4 separate regions of the Homo sapiens genome follow, and all the other regions are linked to region 3. A link is a loop called in an ENCODE intact Hi-C map of the cell type or tissue named here. Cell type or tissue: CD4-positive, alpha-beta T cell. All regions are shown on one strand. Each heading gives the region's core, and the rest is flanking DNA. Links, peaks and the distances in the headings are about the cores only. Region 1 has its middle 99 kb from the start of GLS. Region 2 has its middle 26 kb from the start of MSTN. Region 3 overlaps STAT4 (signal transducer and activator of transcription 4). Region 4 has its middle 31 kb from the start of GLS.

Region 1 (6,238 bases), core at 709-5,708, 250 kb before region 3:
GCCATCTTGGAACCGCCCCACTCAGATATTTTTATTTATAAATATTTTCTCTAATTCTATAAGTTGTCTTTTTAATTTCTTGATATCATCCTTTAATGCAAGAAGCATTTTAGTTTTGAGAATGTCCAACTTATCTATTTTTTCTTTTGTTGCTCATACTTTCAGGGTTATATCCAAATCCAGAGTAATGAAGATTTACCCCTATGTTGTCTTCTAAGACTTTCGTGGTTTCAGCTCTTATATTTAGATTGTTGATCCATTTTGAGTTAATGTTTTTATACGATGTGGGGTTGGGGTCACACTTCATTCTTTTGCATGTGAAAATCCAGCTGTCCCAACACCATTTGCTGAAAAGACTGCTGTTTTTCCATTGACTGGACTTGGCACCCTAGTCAAAAATCATTTGGCCATAGAAATACAGGTTTCCACTTGGACCCTAAATTCTACTCCATTGGTCTATGTGTGTCTATCTTTATACCAGTACCACACTGTTTTGATTACTGTAGCTTTATAGTAACTTTTGAAATCAGGAAGTGTGAGCCTCTGACTTTGTTATTTATTTTCAAGATTGTTTTGCCTATCTAGGGTTCCTCATAATTCCATATGTATCAGCTTTTCCAGATTGCTTTGGTAGTATTGGCATCTTAACAGCGTTAAGTTGGCCTACCCAGGAACATGGGATGCCTTTCCATTCATTTAGGTCTTCTTTAATTTCTTTCAGCAATGTTTTGTAGTTTTCAGTGTACAAGTCTTTTACCTCCTTGATTAAATTTTTGTTTTGTTTTGCTTTATAGCACTTTTTTGTCTTGTTTTTAATTGACAAATAAAAATTGTATATATTTACAGTGTACAACATGATATTTTGAAATATGTGTGCCTTGTGGAATGACTAAACCTAGCTAATTAGCATATGTATTACCTCACCTATTTATAATTACTTTTGTAACGAGAAATCTTAAAATCTACTCTTTTGTGATTTTCAAGTAAACAATACATTGTTATTAACTATAGTTTTCATGTTGCACATCTCCTTGGTTAAATTTCTTCCTAGATATTTTATTCACCTTCTCCTTTGAGTTGGCTTGAAATCTTCCCCATTGTGCTTTACTACCCCATAAGACGTCCATAGTACATAGATTAGTGCCTAGCACATAGCAGACACTGAACAAAGGCTAATTGAACATAAGAATCTCCAAAATGATAGGATCTTATAACTTGACAAAAACAGTCATACAAATTCCATTCTTCTATAGACAAGGAAATGATGTTCAGAGAGATTAAGTTGCTTCCCCAAATAGCACTGCTAGCTAGGGGTAGAGCCAGACATTCACATCTCCCGAGAGTTTTCTGTGGATCAAAACGTAATCATTATATGCCACGATTCTGTCTGCTGGAGTAAATAAATTGGTGTGTTTATAAACTTGAGTGCTTGTCTTTGAGGATGGAGATTTTTAAGTGTCTGTTTCTCTATTTTCTGAAATGAATCTTAAAGGATTGGTGTACCTACAAAACTACAAAACTAGTTTCACATAGCTGAGTTAACAGTTATCAACAATTATAACAGATATATATCAATGAGGGTATCATATATAGAAGTCTCTATAGGTGTGTGTGTGTGTGTGTGTGTGTGTGTGTGTGTGTGTGTGTGTGTCTGTGTAGCAGGTAAGATGGCTGAGTGTTTTGGGAATGAATTAATCCACTAGAGTTTTCCATGGTGAGAACAGATGATCTTCCACTAGGCTTTAACTCCTAAATAATTTGTTTCATTATAGAATTATTTCCATTTAGAGAAAGAAGGGAAAAGAGAAGAACTGTGTCCCTGTTTACAAACTGGGGAATTCCTAATACGCTGCTTAAAAAAAAAAAACATATTTATTAGCTTTTAGGCTGACTCCCAAAGTAAGGGTAAATCAACCCGGGGCAGTGTTTAGCCTTGTTTTATTTCAGTCCTTTTCCATGCAGCTGGTCAGTCTCCAGTAATTCTCTTACCTGTCGTGACACAGCCTTCTCTCAGAACCTCCCAAAGGTGTTTGGTAATCATTGGTCTGGATATTGTCTCTGAGCCAATGATGTGAGACCAGAAACTCTCTGTTCCTGGACTTGGAGAGTTGCAGAGGGGAATTTTTAGTGCCTATCCAATATTCTTTTTTCTCCTATCCTTACTAACATCTCCCCCATTTTGTGTGTGTGTGTTTGAGGGGGAGCTATAATGTGCTCAGGAAAAACAAATCAACTACTACAAATCAAACAAACAAAAACTACATTTCTAATTCTCCTTTGCAGCTAGAGGTTGTCATTGAACCCAGGTATAAGCAAAAGTTTTTGGATGGGGCTTTCAGGAAAGACCTTTAAAATGGAGCTGACAGTTAACAAGTGCCTTTTACCCTTTGTACTCTGCCCTTCTTCTTGACTGGATTATAGCCATGACACACTGGAGGTAGAGCAACCCTCCTGTAATCACAGGCACCTGTGAGGGAGAGGTTAAGATGTCATGGAGATATCAACATGGTCTGTCTTCACTGCTGAGCCAATGCCCGCTACCACCTACCTCTGAAATTTTTGTTACACAAGAAAAGCCCCAAATTTGTTTAGGGGAATCTCCTTCACCAGTAGCTCAATTCAATTCTTAATTAATGTAAGAGCTTAAAGAGCTCCCTGAGATAATTTGAGTCAATGAACTCCTATATATCTTATTGGCAAATTAGACAAATTTAGAGTATATGTTATGGAAAAATTCTGAGAAGCCAAGAAAATGGTGGTGATATAAATCTGAGTTTGAACATACTCTCTCCCAAAACAATAAAGAAGATCAAATGAAACTACATAAAACCCATGTCTTCTACATAACTAGAAGACATGAAATGTCCAAATTTCAAATTAACTGTAAATAGAAAAATAAACACCAAACCCCAGCAAGTTGCCTCCTCCACTCCTAATACAAGCCCTTCAGGAACCAACAAAGTCAGCTGGAGAAAATCCGTGCAGAGTAGACAAGAGGGAAGCTAGTGGTGGACCTTAGATTGATCTGAAACAACCACCAGAGAGAGAACGTCGGCGCTAAGTTTGAAAATACTGAAAAGCACACTGGTAGATCAGGCTACTTACTACTGGGAAGGGACTTAACCATATGTGCTGCATGCGAGGAGATGGTCTTGTCCCACTTTTTGTGAGAGGAGATGGTCTTGGAAGGATAAGTAAGGCATCCTGGTAAAAAGGGTCAAAGGGACCCTCTTTTAGAGGCGAGCTCTGGAAATCTTGCAGTGAGAGGGAAATTGAAGAACCTGCAAGAATCTCTTCCCTTGCAAAACTGAAGGTAGCCCAGCCCCTTCTCCCATCATTCCCCTTCCAAATAATAATAATAAATAATAATAATAAGTTCAATTTTAAAAAAGAAAGAAAAAGAAGTTATACTTTGCCACACTGACAGAAGAGGGCGCTCTTGACCTAGGAATTTTGCAACCACCCCAACCCTTCCAGCCCTGTCCACAGAAAGGCGGATCAAAGTCTTCATCTAAGCAAAATCACCAGAATAAAAAGAACCCAAGCAATTCAACTGAGAAAAATTCCTCCCCCAAATAATGGCAAAGTGGAAGAAAACTAACACAACACTGAACTGAATTCAACGTCCTCAAGCACTTGGGAACATGGAAAAACACTTCAAATTACACATTCAGAAACTAGGTACAGAAACAGACATAAAAAAAGAAGAAATAAAATAAAAGTTGATTGAACTCAGGAAAGAAATAGAAGAAAGAATAGAAAAGCCATTATAAGCATTCCTATAAGATTTTAGATAAACTGAACTAAGACATTTTACACACGCGCACACACACACCACACATGCACACTATCCTTCAAGTTACATTTGAACAATTTCTTCACCATGTAGCTTTTGGGGGTTCATCCCAATTGGATATTTTGAGACATGCAATAAATGGTTCTGCTATTATTGCTATAATCACCATTACAGGTAACTGATTGGATGAGGACAGCAAGCGAGGGGAGGGAGTCTCGAGTAAAATGTCTGAGGCAAGATAATAGTTTGTCCAACTCCAGTGTTCACCTAGGCCAATGACTTTACAGATGAGATTCAGGGAGGTTACATAATGACCCAAGCTTCCCCAGAGCCAGTTAGTGACAGAAAGCACAAGGCAGAAAGCCTCCCTCTCCTTCTCTCTCCCCTTTTCCTCCTCTTACTTCAGAGGACAATGAGTGCCTCCTCCACCCTCCAGCAACCTCAGACCCTGTCACCTCACCCCTCAGCAGGATTCCCTCTTTTATATTCACTCTCCCCTTTTCTTCCGACCAATTCTTCCAGGCAGATACTCTCTGTCACCCTCATCCTGTAAAGCAAATACTCCAAACCACCTTCCCTTGATTCTGTCACTGCTGATTTTTCTCTTATCCTTAAACTTTTTTTTTCTTTTCTTTTTTTTTTCTTTTTTTTTTTTTTTTTTGAGATGGAGTCTCACTCTGTCGCCCAGCCTGGAGTGCAAAGGCGCAATCTCCGCTCACTGGAAGCTTCGCCTCCCAGGTTCACGCCATTCTCCTGCCTCAGCCTCCCAAGTAGCTGGGACTACAGGCACTCGCCACCACGCCCGGCTAATTTTTTGTATTTTTGCTAGAGACGGGGTTTCACCATGTTAGCCAGGATGGTCTTGATCTCCTGACCTTGTGATCCGCCCGCCTCAGCCTCCCAAAGTGCTGGGATTACAGGCCTGAGCCACCACACCCAGCCATCCTTAAACTTTTAAAAGAACTTGATACCAACCGTCGGCTCTCCCTCTCAACTCACTCCTGAAATTCTTGCAATCTGTTTTCCCCCATTCTCTCCTGAGCCCACGTGCTCGGAAACTGCTGGTCACTAGCTTCTAGACACTCCTATCCCTTGTTTTCTTGGACGCACAGCCCATTTTCTCTAGTCAATTCCCCATCTACTCATTTTCTTCCTCCCTCTTAAATGTATGCATTCCCTAAAGCTCTCCACTGCCTTTTCTTTTTGCCTGCACAGCTGCAGACTGCAAATATACATTTCCATACCTATCTGTTTCTCAGGTGTCTTTCCCTTATTGTCTTCTAGACATCATCCCTGGAATCCAGGAGGCTACCTGGAGCTCAACATGTCTAAAACTGAACTCCACACCCTCTATTCAGTTCTGTACTCACTCTTGAGCTCCAACTCAGAGTCCTTGATCTATTTTTTTGTGTTCTGTACCAAATCACCCATAAATTCTACTCAAAGCATTTATTGAGTATCTGATATGTGCAGGCACTGGATATGGGCCTGGGAGTATGAGATGAGTAAGACTTGTACTTACAGACTCAGTGGAAAGTCCTGTCCAATCAACACATACAACTTTCTTTCCACATTCACTGTCATCATTTTCATTTCCATGGTCACCCTCCTAGAGCAAGCCAGCTTTACCTCTGTTCTAGACTGGTAAAGCAGCCCCTTAAGAGATTTCTCTGGAACCAGCCTGGTTGAATGGAGTTGATCTCTGCTTTTATGCATTTTGTAGTTTAATACATCTACTTCTGTTTCCATTTTTCCATCTACTTGGAATATCCTCCACTGATCTTCCTATGTCACATCTGATCTGTCCTTTAATGCCTATCTCAAATTCTGGGCCTGCTTTGATATTTTGCCTGGTTTCCTGAGCTGGGAGTTGTGACTTCTTTCTCGGAACTCATGCAGACTTGTCTTCTGCACCTATGCTTTACCAGTTGTCCCTCTTGTTCAAGCTCATGGCACCATCAGTTAGGATTAGAATGTAAAAACCAGCTTTATATGATTAAAAAAAAACAGATCCATGATCAACTTCAAAAGAAATTATTTGTTCATTAGCTTACTATTTGTGTTACACCTTTTTATACCTTTTCTCTTGGAGGTTTGATAAACTAAACTACCAGAGAAGCTGAATATTCTAGTGTTACTAGATTTTGCTTAGCGCAAATAATGTGATTTCAAGAACTTCACATGAGGTCTTTTCAGCTTCATCATCTAGAAAATAGAAAAGTTATATTAAATGTACTTCACATCCTCTTTCAGATCTACCATTCTATAATTAAGGTGTCTCAAGGATTTGACTGTGTGGGAAACTCTGTTGATAGACTAATTTAACACCCATTCCCAGCTCCTCTCCTGTCCTCAGCTTCACTACAAAAGTTGGGAAAGCTGAATATTCACTTTACTATCCTTCTTTGCAGCTAGTGGCAGCCATGTAATCTCATGTATCTC
Region 2 (6,238 bases), core at 622-5,621, 940 kb before region 3:
TAGCCAAAAAACAAACCTAAATTTGCTTCTACAGCTTTCAGCATTACAGTGCAGCCTTTCTAGGCATAGGTTAGTAGAGTGGGATCCTGTGAATGGAAATATTTGGGTAGGTTCTAATGAATCCAACTACAAATCCTTCACTTGTGTTTCCCTTCCTCCAAAGAAATCTATCACATAGTATAAGCACATTGCGGATGTTAACATACACATAGATTAGACTTGAAATCAGTAATGGCCTCACTATCAATGGAAAATAGGATACTGATAATTTGTACAATGTAATGACAAAACATTCCTTAAAATATCACCAATTGTTGCCTGAATTAACAAACTCCACTGAGTCTTAGTTGTTAGTAGGAGCAGTCCTCCTCTTCCATCTGATAACCTGTAATAATTTCACCTGAGGTGGTTTATTTGCAGGAAGATGACGAATCTCCTAAATGTTAATTCTCACTACTTATCACTTCCAGACCCTGACCTATTCCATAATTAGGTTCAAATCCTCAAAGACCTCAAGGAAGATGGGGAAAGAGAAACATTAGAAAATATGCACGATGGTTGCAGTCTACACAATTTATGAGGCCATAGTAGGTATTTGTAACTCCCTCTTCCACTTCCCTTCCCATGCTCCCTTTGCTCAGTTATCATTTTAGCTAGGTGTTATTATTTATCAGTCAGAGTGACCTGAACCTTCATTCCTGAAATATCTGAACCATTGTGGTTCTTGCTTGGCTTGGTTTGCTCTAATCTTGTAAATTTTACCATGGATATGGAAGGAATTGCTCAGATATGGATATGAAAGGAGTTGCTCAGAGAATGTCTTGCCTTTGAGACATGGTCTTCCCTCTGTTTTGTAGTACCACCACTTTTCCCACTTTATGATTAGGATTAATTGTCCCAGCGAATACAGTAATCCCTTTCTTTCCTTGTTGGTTCAGTGCCTTGAAGACCTCAAAGTGGCTGATGTGGCAGTCTCAGCTTCCATTCAAAGGAACCCTTCTAGTGTTTCCTGGAAAAAGTATTCCTTCCATGGAAACTAAGAGCACAACATTGTGAGGTTGGAAACAAAAGTTATGTGAGTAGGTCATTAGGAATAATAATGGAACCACCAATACTTTTACACTTTCATTTTCAGATCTAAGTATTCTGGCTATGGAAGAAATAGCATTATATATTAGTTGCTGGCTTGGGAAATATACAATAACTTGTGGGACAGCAACCTAGTCTTACAAGTGGCAACATAAGTTGTCAATAGATTATTCTACCATTTAATCAAGTCAGATTTTTCCAACAGACATGAAACCATTTCTTCAACTCAGATTCCTTAAATCTCTCATCAGTGAGACTAGCCAGATCATAGTGGGAGAAAAGAATCCTATGTTCTTAAGCCCACACGTGATCAACATGCCCGTTGCTAGGGCCAAAGTGTTCATGGGCCCATTGTACAAGCGCCAGGGTAGCTAGGGGAGGCAGCTAACTGGCATCCACAGGATTGGCCATACTCTTTACTTGATTACTGAGAATCTGTTTTACAGTGGATGCCTTTTAGTAAGCATTAATTTGGGACACAGATATTCTCACTCTGCTTACTCTGAGAGGCCCGTCCTAAAACTCTTCCTCAGGCCTCCCTTTAACCATTCCTCAAATTCTGTTTTCCAACCCGCTGACTCCTTGGCCAAAGTGCCACTTGCCTGTGAATCAATGTCGATCTCTACTTCTGTCTGTCTTCCAGTTAGGTTTTGAATCATACATCATGAACCCTTCCACCCTGAGGTCTTTCCACCCTGCTCAGGGGCATCCTCAGAGCAGGCTCTATAGTGTTCCCAATTGGTCATGAAACCAATAAACCTCTATAACCTTTCTAGTCAGAATGGGACAATCTTCTATCTTGTTCTTTTTACTTAAAGCCCTCTTCTCCCTTCCTTCTCCAGGGCTCCTACCATAATCTTTTGTATAAAAGATAAGGAGTTTTAAAACCTCAGATGGCTTAAGTTTTCCCCATGCAAAAAATTCCGGACACACACAAAAAAGTAGAAAAGAACCTGGCTACCTGCTTGAATAATTGGAGAGGAAAAAATTACAGAGATCATCCCTGAAACACTGTAAAGTATGTATAGCTGATATTATTATACCTATTTTAAAGATGGCAGAAAGGAAATGTGGAAGGAGTAAAGTGACTTTGCCAAAGCTTCCATAACTACCTAAGAATATGATCAGGGACCAGGATTATGCCTTCTGGTACAGTGAGAGGAGAGTGAATGCACAAACCCCATGATCGTGATATGTCTGGGGACCTCTGATTTAAGGAGTGGAGAAAGAGAAGTATTGATTGGTAGAAGAAAAATGAAGATGCAAAGAGCACTCATGAGTGGGTGGTCCCAGAGCTCTGAGTAGAGGGTAAGAATCAGAGTCAGGCCTTCCAGAAAATCCCAGTATAAGGTCCTTTACCATCGTTTCCTTTTTGTCCCTTTGCTTAGTACATTATCAACAAGTTTTAGAGGCAAAGAATGGAAAAGGACGTAAAAAGAATATCCAAATAAATATTTCAAAAAGATTAAAATAGAGATGTGGAACATAGGTAACCTAGTGAAGGACAGAACTACTTAACATTCCAAAAATAAATTTGAGTCAGATACAAAGTTGTATAAACTCATAAAGGCTAAAGAAAAAAAAAGTATCATGTTAATATCAATTAGAAATTCTCTCTTCGGCAAAATTGAGTTTTAGTTAACTAGATCAAGTGAATATTTTAAAATCAGTGTAAGAGATTTTTCCTGGACATCTCATTTTGTGTGTTATAGATACTTTTATTAGTTGTAACAGAAAACTCCACTGATGGAAACAGGCCCAAGAATTGAGGAGACATCTTTACATTCTGGTAATCCCAGCTGTGTGACCTAAAGCAAGTCATTTAACCTCTCTGGGCCAAAGGCCTGTTTCATCAATTATGAAGTAAGGAGGTTATGCTAAATGTCCTCTAAGCGTTCTCCCAGCTCTCAAAATCAGTTTTTCTATGAAAATTTTAGTTATTCTCATGGAAGCCCTGACTTAGGTTTTTAGTTTAAAAGATAGGCTCCAGCAGGGGTCACTATAGCCACATCGAGCTTTGAGTCCAATGCTCTTTCATGTTGTAGTTGATTGTGTGCAAATCACAGTTACCCTTTGTCTTGATTTTTCCATCTGAGACATAGACTCTCTTTGTACCTAAATGTAATCCAAATCGATCTTCAAATGTACTCAGCATGTCCATTTCAACTAGGTTTTGTTGTTGCTGTTTTTGTTCTCTGATTCTTTTCATTTATTTATTTATTTATTTTTACGCTGAAATTGGAGATCATTTACTTCCTTTGACTCTGGGGTCCTTCAGAAAAATATATTTTATTTGATTAGCTATGTTTAATTTTTTGCCTCTGAGAACTGTGATGAGTAAGTATATTTCTTTAAATATATGAGATTACATTAAAACAAAACACAAAATTCAGTCCTATCCTGAAGGTTTTTAAAAATTCTATGTACACCTGAAAAATGTATTCAGCTCCTTTAGAACCCCTTTTTGAAAATTCTAGAATTCTTCTAATGGCTTCTACTCCTCCATAGTTAACTTGCTACGTACATGAAGCCAGAATAGACTAGTTCATATATCCAAGAGCAGGGTAAGGATTTCAACGCCAGTTCTAATTTCAATATTACATGTTTTTGCCCTAAAAACTTAGTGACTGTACATACACCATAAAGAATTTGAGGATCACTGTTGATGCTCAAAGGTAGACATTCAGCAAAGTGTTACTCCCGAAAAACCACAGGACTCCCCAGAGTCCTAAGTTTTAAGAGTAAGTCTTGAGTCTTACGTCCTAAGTCTTAGGACTCTTGAGGACTATGATTCAATTTAGGACTACTCCAGAGGGGTTCAGTCTGCCCCAAATGCCCTCCACAAATTCCATATACTATGCAAAACCTAACACTGGTTCAATTGTGCTAGGAGTCAAGGAGAGTTAACTTCTTACACCATGCAGAGCAGTGTTTCTAGTCCTTTGGCCTGGTATATATGCCCCTTTCCCCAAACTACTCTACTTAACCTAGAGTAGTTCTTGTAGGTGTATGGTGTGCAAATGTAATCTCATTGTCCCTTTTTTCTCCTTATAACTACCTGCCTGCTCCTTTGGGAGAGACTGATATTACCCTTTTCAATTGCAGCACTCCTGCTGCTGCTGCCATTTCCAATATTATTGTGTTAAAGTCCTCATCTAGGCAGGTAGTTGGGTTTATTTCTAGTTGTTAGCAAGCGAAGAAAGCCTTCTATACACTCCTTTCACAGTAAGTAGGGGATGGCCTGGTGACAAACACAGTGAAAGTGATGGTGTATGACTGCTGAGACTAGGTCATAAAGGGCATTGCAGCTTCTGCCTTGGTCTCTTGGATTGCTCACTGAGAGCCAGCTGCCATGCCTCAAACAGTGCCATGGAGAAGATCTGAGGCCTCCTGTCAATAGCCAGCACCAATTCGCCAGGCACATTAGTGAGATAGCTTCAAAGCAGATTCTTCCCAAGTGGATTGAGTCTCCTCTCCAGACTTCTTCAGAACAGTCTTTTTTCTACTTATGTATAGCCTCAAACAACCACCTCAGTCTTGATTTTATATAACCAAGTTAGCTGCCATAGCTAACTGATCACGTGTCTTTGAGTCCTAGCCTGTGTAAGGTTTGTATCCCTTGCCTGATCATGTGTGAAAGATGGAGGTACATAGTTCAGACAAGGCTCTGATAAAAGGCAGAAGGTGACTCCCAGGGAAAAGTGTGTGAGCTGAACAGGTCCCTCAAATGGTTTCTATCAATGTCCTGTCCTACTTCTCCCCTACCACTAGTACTTTCTTATCACAGTACTAATACTTAGCGCACTGTAGTCTAATTGCCTGCTTATTTTTAATGTCCGCTCTTTTCTGTAGGCTCCTGAAGGGCATGGACTCTAGCTTATTACAGACATACCCTGGCATCTAGCACAATACCTGGCACATAATAGGTAATAACATAAATTTTGTTGTAATAAATGAATAACTTTGTTTCAAAGGTGTAAGCCTTATAAAAAGACTTTGATATTTTTACTGTAGAGTTGCTAACACATTAATAGAAGAACCATCCACACAATTTGAGAACTGAATTTTACTGTTTACCAGTTGACACTTTGCTTCATATTTCTAAGAATAGGAAATGCCTATAAAGTTCAACAATATACTGCCTTTAAAAAGAAACTTTCTAATGCCATGTAAATCAGATAACTTGTCAGCACGTCAGTGGCACATGTCTACATTCAGGGACTGAAACAGAAACTCATTTTAAATTTAATTCTAAAAGACTGAAAAATATTATTACAGAAAGTTCCAGTTTGACACATATGAATTTATTTCAGAAAGTCTGCTATCTCACAGGAATTCTAACACTAGGATACTTTGATAATAACTGAAAGGAATTTATTCAAACTGTACTAAAATATGCTACAAGAGTGACCTACTTTTGAAAGTAAAGAACTGTTTCCTATGTTTCTTAAAGTAGAAGAGAACTTATTTGTATCAAATTAGTAGTTTATCCTCTTTTGTTAAACACACACACACACAAGTAGCCCAAATAGAACCATTTTAAGAACTGAAGAGGCCATGTAATCTACTTTATTGATTACAAAGCCTAATTGATTGTGTAAATTATGTCTTAAATTTCTAGAGGCCAAACTTTCGATCTTGAGTTTGTACCAGAATATCCCTGTGATCCCTTTCAACTACAGAATTTTAGGATTCTAATTATAAACACAGAAAATATAAATGTGCTTAAAATTCTTGGTTTCTAAAATAGTTTTTAATACTTGAAATAATATGATTACAAAGTAATACATATTCATCACAGAAAATTTATAAAATATAGAAAACACAAAGCCAAAACTAAAAATCACTCATAATTCCTTTATTCAGGAGTAATTAATATTAATATTTTTGTTTATCTACTCAGTAAATAAACAAATTGACTGACTACAATATCTTCCTCAGAAATTAAATATTTTTACACATTTTTAAATGACTTATCATTAAACATGACTATACTATATTGTATTATGTTATGTTAATATATGGCAATTTATTTCATTAATATTCTACAGTAGGACACTTAGATTCTTTCAGATTTTTGTTATAATAATATTCAAAACACATACTTAATGGCAAATCTTTTTGTAAATATGTGTGTGGAGGCTAAAGC
Region 3 (6,238 bases), core at 796-5,795:
ATAGATTAATACCCTCCTATGGTGCAGGGCATGAATACAATTCTTACTCTGTTGGTTCTTTTAAGAGCTGGTTGTTATAAAGAGCCTGGCACCTCCCCACTCTCTCTCTTGCTTCGCTTCTTGCCATGTGATCTCTACATACACCGGCTTCCCTTTGCCTTCTGCCATGAGTAGAAGCAGCCTAAGGGCCTCACATGCAGATGCAGGTTCCATGCTTCTTGTGCACTCTGCAAAACCAAATAAATCTCTTTATGAATTACCCAGCCTCAGGTATTCCTTTATAGCAACACAAAATGAAATAAGACACCCCCACAAAAATGATTTTTGGAGTACAAGATTCACAATCTTGAGAAATAACTCTTAACTCTGGGGTCAATAATTTAGTTTTGATTTTCTGAATCTAAATAAAAATAGCCACTTATTGAACTTTTATAACGTGGCCATTGTCCATATTATGGAAAATGAACTACAGATGTCCTTCATTTTGTACCCCCAAATAACAATGATGACTGTGATCACATAGAAAACCTTGGCATTCTGCTACCAGGCTCTAAATTGACAAGTTTTTAAAACTTCTGTGAAATAGGTAGGAGTCCATTGTACTTTTGATAAATTCCAGGGAGCAAAGAGCTTCTGCAATCTATTTTGTCTAAATCCAATTGTTTAAGAGCACTTCCTGGTAGGAAATTACTTCTTTAAAGATAAAACTGTAATAGTCATGCTCCAGTTTAAATTATTTCATCCAATTCTGCTGCCAGTTGATACACGTGTCAGGCAAATTTTAGAAAACCGGGTTTTGTGGAGAGAAGTAGAGACTGGGAGGATGCACCTCCAGTTAGATGCACCCTTCCATCAAACAGATGCCTCCACCCTAAAAGCATTTAGGCGCTCACAAAGGAGTAAAGGAACTGGCCTTGGGGCAGGTGGAGAGTTTGTTCCATAGGAATAATCTAGGAGCCAGTTGGGCACATGTGGGTGGGATGAGATTGCTCAGATGGAATCTCTCTAAGGGAAAGGGCAGGTTATAGTAAAAGCTTTTATTCCTTTGAACTCTTTTCCATCAAACATTAGCCTCTGCCTATTTGGTTTGCCTGGAGGACAGGAGGTGGGCAGAAGGAATGAAATAAGAGCCCTTCAGAGGGGGCTGCCATCTCTGACTCTGCAGTCAGGGCTCATCTTGAAACCTGGTTCTGGATTTTTCTGCAGCTGGCATGGCAGATGCCTCAGTAGCATTACTTGCTCAACAGATTCAGCAGCATCCCCAGGGCTCAGCAGGCATAGAGAGCTCTCCAGGTCTTGAGCACTGGAGAGCTCCATGCTATTACTAAGGACAGCAGCTGGGCAATGGCACCACTAAACATCCAGTAGGGGTGAGGCAAGGACCAAAATAGACTTGCAATTCACATACATTACTATCCAGGAAACCAACTACCCTTCCTCTTTACTAGAGAAAATTGAAGGAATGGAACATCTCATCCTAAACCTCTTTCCCCAGTCTCAGGTTGGATTCTTAGGACCAGAGAGACTATTAGAGCTGGGAAAGATCATAGAACCCACATAGTCTTACCTCTTCTAGAGATGAAGAATGAGCAACCTATGAATAAAATCAGTTACCCAAGGCCAGAGTTGTTATTCTCCTAGTCCTCATTTCATCCTCCTAGTCCTCATGAGTTTTTTTAAATTATTATTTTTTTAACCCATGTGTCTGCTTACAATACCTGTAAAATCAGTGCAGTTTGCCCAAGATACCACCAGGAATGACTCTGGATCCCTCCTCCTTTGGAACCAGCAGCTGTTGAACCCCATAGTTGGAATAACGTTGACATGGCACTAAGGAGGCTTCATAATTCAACCCTGGATGCCCCGTGAATTTCTGCTAATGTCCCATCACGACTTTCCTCTTGGATCTACTGTGATCACCATGCCTGCTAGCGTTCATCATACTGATTGGCTTATTTGGCTTTTCCCTCACGCCTTCTTGCTGAGGTGTAGGTGTGACTTTATTATTCTTGACCTACCCTGAAACATTAACACTTACATCTTCTAGCTAAAATCGTAGTAACACCAGAGAGACAAAATGAGAAATAAACCAAACACAGGCAAGCGAGTCTTCTGTTAATATTGTTATTAACACTGGTTTCTTAAAGTTGTCTTATCTTGCAAGTTTATCTGAAGCTTTGGTTTCAAGCATTTCAGTCACAACACTCCCAATTGAGGAGTGCCACGGGAGTGTGAAGAGAGCTTCAGATGTCAAACATTTCCTAGAACCTGGTATTTACAAAGCTGAAGAAATAAAATGTGGTTATTGGGCAAAGAACAGTCTTTAAACTTTTTCATTTGCTTCCTTTCTTGGTGCGTCAGAGTTTATCCTGTCATTCAGCAGAATAAGGAGACTTCATCTAAAATTAAAAATGAAAATAATCTTTGAGGAAACTACTGGTTTTCAAATCAATCACTATTTCTTGGGCAAATAAACGTCCTCTTTTCTACGAATTACTCCATAATTTTTCTATTACCTAGTTAAAATACTTAAACTAAGTATTTGCAAAAGTAATTGGGGTTGATCAGTCTAAAATAAAAGGTACCTTTCAAGGAGACAGAAAAGTGTTTTAAGAAAAAGGCCTGTTTATCCACCAAAAACATAATGAGGAAATGGGTGCAAAATGTAGCAAATGTTCAGTTAGACATAAATAACTTGACGATTTAAGGGAACTAACATTAGAATAAGCTATCAAAGTAAAGTGAATTTTTCATCTATGGAAATCTTCAAGAGAAGGACTAAAAGCCAGCCAGATAAAAATTTTTTGAGGCTTAGGGTCTCTCCAAGTTTCTATTATATTATTCTGATGTATGTTCACTTTCATGTAAATTGGGGGTTTGAACCCATTGACAGTATTGGTGGATAAGAGCAAATAGCATGCATCCCAAATAACATTATTGCATTAAAGATTATGACTCATTTCTCAAAAAGGAGAGCATTATTATGCCATTGACTGTTATTCATATATTATTGATGAGGCTCCGGGTTCTAGAAATGCAAGTCACAATCAAGAAAAATTGCAATTTGTGATGTTTGCACTGTTAAGATAGCAAACTGGGTTTACTAGATAGTAAGTAACTAGTAAACTAGATAGTATACTAGGTTTATAAATATTGACCAATAAATGGTGTTTGCTAAAGTAGAGAGTGGTGGGGAGTGAGGGGGCCCATGGTGCAAGCAGCGATAGTGTGCTTGAGTAGGGTATAGGAATATTTTGCCCTCTGGTGGTTTCTGGTGGAAACAACGTAAAGCAGTTTAAGTAACTGAAGGTGTCTGCTTTCAATACGCATAATATCAGCAACACGCAGGACCATCCAGACACCTTTTGTGTTATGCTCATGAATTTGTTCCAATAAATGTGTTTTCTCCCTACCCAGGCAGTATTTCAGCCCCTTTGATTCACACACCACCTTTGCATCGTTGGAAACACCTTTGACCAGCAATGGAAAATAAAGGGAACATACTGCAGTTTCAATTGTTGTGGGACTCAGGTTTTCTCTCAACACCGCATACACACTTGGAGACATGGGAAGAAGGTCTGATGGAGAATGTGGCTCTGTTGAATCACTTCGGCTTAAAGAGATAACAAGGTCAATATGGACAAGGATTAAAAAATAATAATAGTTCACGGTGACTTACTATGTCAGGAACTCATTTCTAGGGCTTCATCTATTTGTGACATTGAGTTATCTAATTCATCATTTCATATCAGAACACTCAACTTACTGTGGCATATATGGCATATAAAAGGGGAATTTTATAATTTTAGGCACAATAGATTGTGGTAAGTGTGCCCTGAAGGCTAGCCTTATGTATTAAAGGAAATGGGACATTGCACATTACAATGCTTTGTTCTCAGTTATGTGTACTCTGCTCTACCTTTAAATCTCCTATAGGAAAGCTTTTTATAAAAATATTTCACATGTGACTAACATTACTCACATTGTTGAGATGGGGATAAAAACAGAAGGAACATAACCTTTGTCACCCCTTTCTGTTGGTCTTGAAACTGGAAAACAAAAAGGCACAATGTTGGGGAAAAAAATGTCAATATTATCAATAAAACTGGGGAAAAAAGAGTCTAGAAAAATATTAACAATGATAAGAGGAAGAGAGATAACGCAGTTGTTCGGTGATACACAGAAATGTTTTGTTAAATAGGGGACACAATCTTTTAGATAAGCATAAAATGTGCAAGAAGAGAAAAACAAATCTCTTGGCAGGCCTAATCTGACTTTACATATTAATGCCTCTAAACTGTGTGGGAAAAATTGAGAATCAACTCTATTACCTGTTTTCTACGTTTCATTTATGTTTGATTATAAGGACTGATTGAGTCATGTTTTGGGAGATATAATAACCCAGTTCTTTTCATTAAAATTGACACCAATCAGAATCTTATGATTGCAAACGTTCTTGAAGTACAGATGTCAGTGTTCCCAAAAGTATCATTGTACTGTAGTAACAGTCATGTGCAAACCTCACCTTGGAAAAATTCCCCAAACTTCTCTGGTATACCATGTTGAACTAGTATTTGTTCCAATTTTCCAACCCTAATTTGTTGCATTGATATTTGTTATTTCATTTTTATCAGTTGTTGAAAGTCACTGAAAAGCCACAGGTTTGTTTGATTTTATTTTCTTTTGTATTTTTGTTTATTTCAGAGGGCATGAAGTCAGGTGGCTGCAAGTCTGTGAGTGACAACTGTAGGATATTCTACATGATGGTGCCCAAAGATTTAGTGCTATAGATGAAGATTTTTATGGATTGTATACACTTTCATTAAAGAAACAGAATGGTGAACGTACCTTAAAATTGCATAGTAATTTAACAAATTTTCTTTTATGTATTCAACAAATATTTACTGAATCCCTCTTTTAGCCAGACATTGCTCTAGGTCCTAGGATACAACCAGGAAAGGTAGGCTGGGAGTGTGGGGGAGGGAGAGGATGAAGCAGAGATCCACAGGTCCCCTCCCTAGCAAATGAACAAATACCCTGAGTTGTAAGACTACAGTAAGGTTAAAAATATAAAACTTATAAACCCTGGGGTTCCTTTGCAATATACAGACTTGTTTTACTATTAAAAGCTTCTCATCATTACCCCCTCTTTCTTTTCCTTTCCCTCAGTCATAGACATGAAGCCTGCACCACTTCTGTCTTACAAAGGAGAAAACTGAAGCTCTCCAAGTGGCTATGAGAGGCCCCCATGGCCATGGTGAAGTTTAGTTACAGCTGCTTATTACTCGCTAGTGTTAGAAAGCCCAGCGGTCCCTTTTCAGGAACTGCTGACATACCACTTCATTTCTAAGGCTTTGACCTCCACATGCCCTTAGATCTTACAGAAATCAGAGTAAACAAGAAGGGGAACTTCATTTACTTTGCTCCAATATGAGGTTATTTTCCAAAATCTTAAGGAAAAAAAAACAAAAACAAACAGAAAAACCTAACCTTCGCAAGGCTGAGAGCTGTAGTGTTTACCGAAGGCTTTGTCTTTGGGAATGTCAGGATATAGGTACTTCAGAGGGTTTTCAGGAATGTTTTCAGCCATAATAACTTTGTAGTCTCGCAGGATGTCAGCGAATGGCAGAGCAGACAACCGGCCTTTATTGTAGGGTTCTACAGAGTGGAATCTCACTTCCCCTTGAAAAACAGAAATTGGAGAAATATACAGGTTCCTGTACACATTCCTTGTGACCATTTCTTCCCTGCCCACATTATCTTCATGCCACTGGAGTGACTTGTCAGTTCATGTCACTTCAATGTCAGACCTTCTGCTGTCTGGACAGTATAGATTGTGCATACGATAGACTTTTTGGAATTCATAGGTACCCTGTTCTGAGACAACTGCAACTACTAATATTCAAGCCCACTGAATACATCACAGACAGATCAACACACCATACACTTCCAAAAACTGAAATCCCAGTAACCAAATTTAAGAAAACTAATTTCACATGAATAAACATTAGTGAGTATATACCACTTTCAGAATGGTCCACCCAGGTGAAAGTTATTCCTCCGAGATGGCTTTCACTGAATCTTAATAAAAAGGTGCCAGGCATTTTATCCTTTAGCAACAGCCGTTCCTTCTCTTTGCTAACAAAGCCCATGACATACCTAAAAATAGAACATGCATTATTTCATCTGATCATTATTGGATTTTCACTTATTGCATTTACAAAGACCTACAGTTTGT
Region 4 (6,238 bases), core at 610-5,609, 180 kb before region 3:
CAGATGCTTTCAGGACAAATAATCCAAACGTAATTCTCAGGGAAGTGGTCTCCTGGGTATCAGTCATGATCCTCTGGAAAGATGGGCTTCAGAAAGGTACAAACTTGCATACAAAACAAGGCTCCTATTTACAGTTCATATGTTACTGGAATTTTTTAAATTAATGCATGTTTGAACTAAAGTTCTTTATCTTCATTAAAGTCATTCTGTTTTTCAGTGAAGGACAGGGTACATGAATTTCAAAACCAAATTTCAGGACCATGTTTTATAGCAGGAATTTACCTTCAGCCAACATTTTCATGTCTATTTGTAAATAAAGTAAGTTTTTCAAACATAAATTTATTATTCTTCGTACAGAACTACTTAGAAGGTCTTTAGTATGAATATGCAAATATATTTTCCTTTTTGTTTCTATTAAGATGTGTGTATATCTTTATCTACGTATTTTCTCTCAATCGGGTGTGTGTGTGTACAGTTGATAATACAAATATGGAATTATTTGAGGTGTAATTAAAAGTCCTCAAAGGACTTTCTCAAGATTTTTTTTCCCATTGAAGAGGGGAGGCATTGGATAGCTGGTGCAATTTCTGCTAATAAAAATAAATGTCCTTCAGACAGGAATTAGATAAGCAGCTTGTTTCTGCAAAACTTGAACTGCAGCCAGTCTTGTACAAACTCATTTCATAAATATTTCCCTCTTCAAAAAAAAAAATTGAGAAGATGGATGTATTCAAAATTTTCCAGGAAGGTACTAAGAATTCTGCTCATGATTATCTCAGGAGGAAGCTTCCATCTGTTCTCTCTAATAGTTTAACTTGCTCTACTTTGTTCCATATTTCTCAACGAGGACTTTGGAGTTTCTGCATAAGATCAACTATTTTTCTCATTTCCCTCTTTTATTAAAATACCACACTTATATGAAGGATGAGCCCTCTGCTATATTGCTTACAGTGCTATTTTAGGATAGAGAAAATATTTTGTCACAAAGAAAGACTTCCTGACATCTCTATGGCTATATAAATATTTATAATTTATATATCTTTTTAAATGCTATGATTTTTTTTTTTTTTGAGACCGAGTTTCGCTCTTGTTGCCCAGGCTGGAGTGCAATGGCGCAATCTTGGCTCACCACAACCTCCGCCTCCCGGGTTCAAGCGATTCTCCTGCCTCGGCCTCCCGAGTAGCTGGGATTACATGCATCCACCACCACGTCCAGCTAATTTTTTTTTATTTTTAGTAGAGACGGGGTTTCTCCATGTTGGTCAGGCTGGTCTCGAACTCCCGGCCTCAGGTGATCCGCCTGCCTTGGCCTCCCAAAGTGCTGGGATTACAGGCATGAGCTACCATGCCCGGCCCCTTAAACGCTATGATTCGTTGATTTTGAAGAGTCTCAGTCTCCATCTGATTTCTCTGCTTCCCTGATAAACCTTCTTCAATCCCTACATTAGTTTGTATAATGATCAGACCCAAAGCCTAACCATTACCCAAGTGATTTGAATATGAAGCATGACTATAAACCAATGTGAGTAATTTTCAAAGTGAACAGGATTTGAAGATAGTTCAAAGAAAGGAACTCCAAAAGCCTTTTGAACCATGGCAGTAGCATTGAAACAAGCACATAACTTTTTCTGCTGAATCCTTTGAATATATATGCTGTAGTATTCACTTACACAACCATGCACACTTTTTATCATCTCCTTCATTCTTGGTATTAATATGCTATACTGTGTCTTCTCTGAAATAAAACTTTCTCACTTTAATATTCATAATTCTCATGACAAAAGTAAGTACATTTTAACTTTCAGCAGCAACTTTTTCTTCATTACGTTCTCACATTTAAATATGAAAAATATGGAAGTTAACGTCTAAAAGTTTTTTTTTAATTAGAGGAAGTTCTGGTTATATATATATATATATATATATATATATATATATATATATATATTTTTTTTTTTTTTTTTTTTTTTTTTTTGAGACGGAGTTTCGCTCTGTCGCCCAGGCTGGAGTGCAGTGGCGCGATCTCGACTCACTGCAAGCTCCGCCTCCCGGGTTCACGCCATTCTCCTGCCTCAGCCTCCTGTGTAGCTGGGACTACAGGCACGCGCCACCATGCCCGGCTAATTTTTGTATTTTTAGTAGAGACGGGGTTTCACCGTGTTAGCCAGGATGGTCTCGATCTCCTGACCTCGTGATCCGCCCGTCTCGGCCTCCCAAAGTGCTGGGATTACAGGTGTGAGCCACCGCGCCCGGCCTGGTATTATATTTAAAAAAGAAAAAACTCCTGGGCCCATTAATTCATGGCTTTAAGTTACTTGTTTGGAAACTTAGAGGCTTTTCTGCTGCCTCAGTGTTCCAATTTTTTAAAAATGCAAACGAAGTCCATATGAAGGCATTCTTAACTCCCATGTGAAAGGTGGTGCTTTATAATAATCCCCTTCTGATGGGCTCCTGTAATTTTCCGCCACAAATTACTATTCAAGTTACTTTCAAGCAGACACATCTTTCATATGCTCTAAATACAGGATAGACCTTGGCGTGAGAGTGGAAGACAGTCCAAATCATGCTGTAATCTACCATTTTCTGCTTCAAACATGTTTATATGGGAACATCAGTTTAAAAGAAATCAACCTTAAAGGAGAGAATGAGGAAGTCCCAAAAGAACCACACCCAGTATGGGCCAAGGGTGTGCATAGAAGACAAGAGAGTCCTACCTGCCTGTCTTGATGACCAAGGGTAGTAGGTTGAGCTTACTGCATATATTAATATATCTGTAGGAATTTTCCCCCTAACACATATTGAGGACAGTGAGTCTTATAACCCCACGAGCCAGGTAGGATTATTATCCTCATATTTTACAGATGAGAAAAGTGTATTTCAGGTCTCCTTTAGCACCAGTTGGGGAACTGGCCAACTGCCTGAGTGAGTCACAGTCCAGATGCTCAGTCCTGCAGCCACAGAGCCCAAGACAATGATCCAATGTTTTTTGGCACCCCTAGCTTTAACTGTGCCCAGAAAGCATCCTGAATATATGATAATATATGCTTTTCAAAAACTACATATTGGGGCCAGGTGCGGTGGCTCATACCTGTAATCCCAGAGCTTTGGGAGGCTGAGGCGGGCAGATCACGAAATCAGGAGATCGAGACCATCCTGGCCAACCTGGTGAAACCCCATCTCTACTAAAAATACAAAAATTATCTGGGCGTGGTGGCGCGTGCCTGTAATCCCAGCTACTTGAGAGGCTGAGGCAGGAGAATATCTTGTACCAGGGAGTTGGAGGTTGTAGTGAGCGGAGATCGCACCACTACACTCTAGCCTGGCGACAGAGCGAGACTCTGTCTCAAAACAAACAAACAAAACAAAAACAAACAAACAAACAAAAACCTCCATATTGTACTTATTATCATACAATATCTGTATTAGTGAATATTTCTTTTTGGTATTTGACTCATGAACTATCATTTGAGAGCTTATTTTCACTTTGCCTTTTGTGCCAATCTAAGAAAGCATTGGCACGGATGTTGGAAGTGGGCAACTCGCCCACCCAGCAGGACTATGCCCCTTCACAAATTAGCCAAACACCAAAATTCGTTGTCACATCTCTTAAAATTAAAGCTAGAATTGAGGAAAGCCACCACCAGGGGGCAATAAATATCACATGGTCAGACCAGAAATAAATGAGTGGCCAGCAGCCATATTTGGTTTGATTCAAATGGTTTGTTGGCTTGCTTTATTTATTTATTTATTTATTTATTTATTTATTTATATTTTTTAAGACGGAGTCTCGCTCTGTTGCCCAGGCTGGAGTGCAGTGGTGCGATTTCGGCTCACTGCAAGCTGTGCCTCCCGGGTTCACGCCGTTCTTCTGCCTCAGCCTCTCGAGTAGCTGGGACTACAGGCGCCTGCCACCACGCCCGGCTAATTTTTTTGTATTTTGTTTAGTAGAGGCGGGGTTTCACCGTGTTAGCCAGGATGGTCTTGCTCATTTTAAATTTAAGCCAACAGCTAATAATCAGGAGTGCCCACATAACAATATGGATTTTCAGTCTTTCTTGAAAAATCAGAAGATCTAGCAATTACTAGCTCTTCATTCCCTCAAGATAACCATTAGCTATAGCTGAACCCAGCTGCCCCACTTAAATAGCCAGGCACTTTCCAGCACTCAATGTACATCTATGCTCGTGTGCTTACATCCAGCCTCCTTCAGTTTACCTACCTGGCCTCTGTGGCATTTTGAGTGGATGAACCTCTTATCCAATCAGGCTATGGCAAGAAGTATGGTTACAAGGTAGATTATATTGCATTAACCTTCTAGACTTCTTTAAAAATGTTAACTTGGTTATTTAAAAATGGGGCCAGGTGTGGTGACTCATGCCTTTAATCCCAGCACTTGGGGAGGCTGAGGCAGGCAGATCACGAGGTCAAGAGATGGAGACCATCCTGGCCAACATGGTGAAACCCCATCTCTACTAAAAATACAAAAATTAGCTGGGTGGGGTGGCATGCACCTGCAGTCCCAGCTACTTGGGAGGTTGAGGCAGGAGAATCGCTTGAACTGAGGAGGCAGAGGTTGCAGTGAGCCGAGATCCTGCCACTACATTCCAGCCTGACAACAGAGCAAGACTCCGTCACAAAAACAAAACAAAACAAAAGGACATTGCACCATCAAGTAATACAAACATTAAACATTAAGATGAGATTAAGGTATTTTAAAATGATCGAACTTTTGATACTGATATATATTTTCACTAATGCTTAATTACTTTAAATCAACTTATTCTATCTCTGTTCTTATCCTCTGACTGAAACAGAAATTTCTGTATTCATCCTGGATCCACATTCTGGAGGCGTCAGGACCCTCCTAAAGATGCTGTATATTTTGTTAACTCAAACCAGTTAGGTATCTGGTCATTGCTTTAGTTGCAGGTAAAAGCAAGAATGGCACAGTTGCCATAACAAATTTACTTAGATGCTGTTTCTCAACTTCTTACCTATTTCATTCTCTCTCGAGCGTGAACCTTAGAAACATTGCTTTTTGAATACAATCTCTATCAGCTCAACCATAATGAAACTTAAAATTTGGGTGTTATAATGTGAGAGAGAATGGTTCAGGATTATAAAAATAGAATAATCAGTCTTTCAGATTCAGAATATTTCTTAGTTAAAATGTCAACTAATATAGACCCAATATAACTTTTCTTACATTGTATTTACTATGTAATCATAAATCTATGGATTTCAAAATAAAACCATAGCAAAACATATTTTGTTGCATTGCTGGGAAGCACTAAGCACAGATAATCTATCAGAACAATAGTATAGAAATTACTTTTTTTCAAGGTTTTGATATCAAATTTGCCCCTAATCAAATGACATAAAGTTGGATGGCTTAACCAGTGAGATAGTCACACATAGTTCTAAAATGTACTCATTCATTTACATAGTTCTTCTACATGCCGGCTACTGACTAGATGCTGGGAAGACCACTGTGAAATGCCATGGTTCCTGCTAACAAGTGCCTGTCAGTCCCCTCTGGCTCTAAGGAGGTCTCTCTCTAAGAAAGCAGGATGGGGTGAAGGTGAGAGTGTAGAAAGTGAGTAAAAGAGGGCAGGACAAGAACGCTAGCTAGCGAGTCCAGAGTTTAGCAAATATATGGATTAGTAGAAATCGCAGGTCCACCTTAGAGGTGAGAAGATTTCGACTATGAGATGCCAGTGGGGCTGCCACAGGCAGGTTTTTAGTGAGAGCATTACACAGACACCTACTGGAGCAGCCAAGGTACCGAAGCCCAGACCCAACTTCGCTCGTCAAACCTCATGCCCTGGAGCAGGAGGGAGGCTTAATCTGCCTCTACAAATGACCACCTTCTTCCAATTAGCAAAAAAACACTGCATAGGATATCTGTGTCCCTGGATCCAAAAGTACATTATTTTTGACAATTCTTAAATATGTTTACAGAAAAAATTGTCCCTATTACATTTTGAGGCATGAATTTTTAGGCAACATGGACATGAGACTGTCTTTTATTTAGACATTTTTGAAAGTCAATGGAAAATGTATTTTCTCAAGGCCTAGAACCAAGATTTCTGAGACATCTATATTTTGCATAATGTGACACATCCATTTTATTTATTTATTTATTTATTTATTTATTTATTTATTTGAGATGGAGTCTTGCTCTATCGCCCAGGCTGGAGTGCAATGGCGCGATCTTGGCTTACTGCAACCTCTGCCTCCC

What was found. Peaks named below come from ENCODE experiments on the same cell type or tissue, not always from the same donor. Only the 100,000 strongest peaks of a DNase experiment are listed, where the experiment ranks them.
Region 1: it touches region 3 in a loop (16-fold over the local background); 80 of 110 quality-filtered maps call a loop at or near these places.
Region 2: it touches region 3 in a loop (12-fold over the local background); 2 of 110 quality-filtered maps call a loop at or near these places.
Region 4: a loop joins it to region 3, with 3 times the contacts of the local background. A loop is called at or near these places in 26 of 110 quality-filtered maps.

Annotation. Positions count from the first base shown.
Region 1 is chr2:190,778,383-190,784,620 of GRCh38, forward strand. No RefSeq gene overlaps it. Among named protein-coding and RNA genes, the nearest start is that of GLS, 99 kb to the right of the region's middle. RefSeq lists a cis regulatory region at 3,282-3,645. In CD4-positive, alpha-beta T cell, for the core only: CTCF peaks have their summits at 3,426 (motif pointing right) and 3,629; a DNase peak (open chromatin) is centred at 3,459.
Region 2 is chr2:190,085,956-190,092,193 of GRCh38, forward strand. It overlaps a transcript of AKAP19 not described here. Among named protein-coding and RNA genes, the nearest start is that of MSTN, 26 kb to the left of the region's middle. In CD4-positive, alpha-beta T cell, for the core only: CTCF peaks have their summits at 3,058 (motif pointing right) and 3,257; a DNase peak (open chromatin) is centred at 3,106.
Region 3 is chr2:191,027,468-191,033,705 of GRCh38, forward strand. It overlaps STAT4 (signal transducer and activator of transcription 4), which reads right to left. Exons shown (of 24, transcript NM_003151.4): 20 at 6,023-6,159; 21 at 5,491-5,682; 22 at 3,983-4,049; 23 at 3,505-3,613; 24 at 2,109-2,399. The coding sequence ends at 2,373. STAT4-AS1 (STAT4 antisense RNA 1) reads left to right here. Exons shown (of 3, transcript NR_136318.1): 2 at 3,418-3,630; 3 at 4,705-4,847. LOC124900514 (a long non-coding RNA gene) reads left to right here. Exons shown (of 2, transcript XR_007087796.1): 2 at 1-259. Among named protein-coding and RNA genes, the nearest start is that of STAT4-AS1, 9.1 kb to the left of the region's middle. In CD4-positive, alpha-beta T cell, for the core only: a CTCF peak has its summit at 3,253 (motif pointing left); a DNase peak (open chromatin) is centred at 3,264; H3K27ac peaks cover 889 bases.
Region 4 is chr2:190,847,079-190,853,316 of GRCh38, forward strand. No RefSeq gene overlaps it. Among named protein-coding and RNA genes, the nearest start is that of GLS, 31 kb to the right of the region's middle. In CD4-positive, alpha-beta T cell, for the core only: CTCF peaks have their summits at 3,633 (motif pointing right) and 3,841; a DNase peak (open chromatin) is centred at 3,643.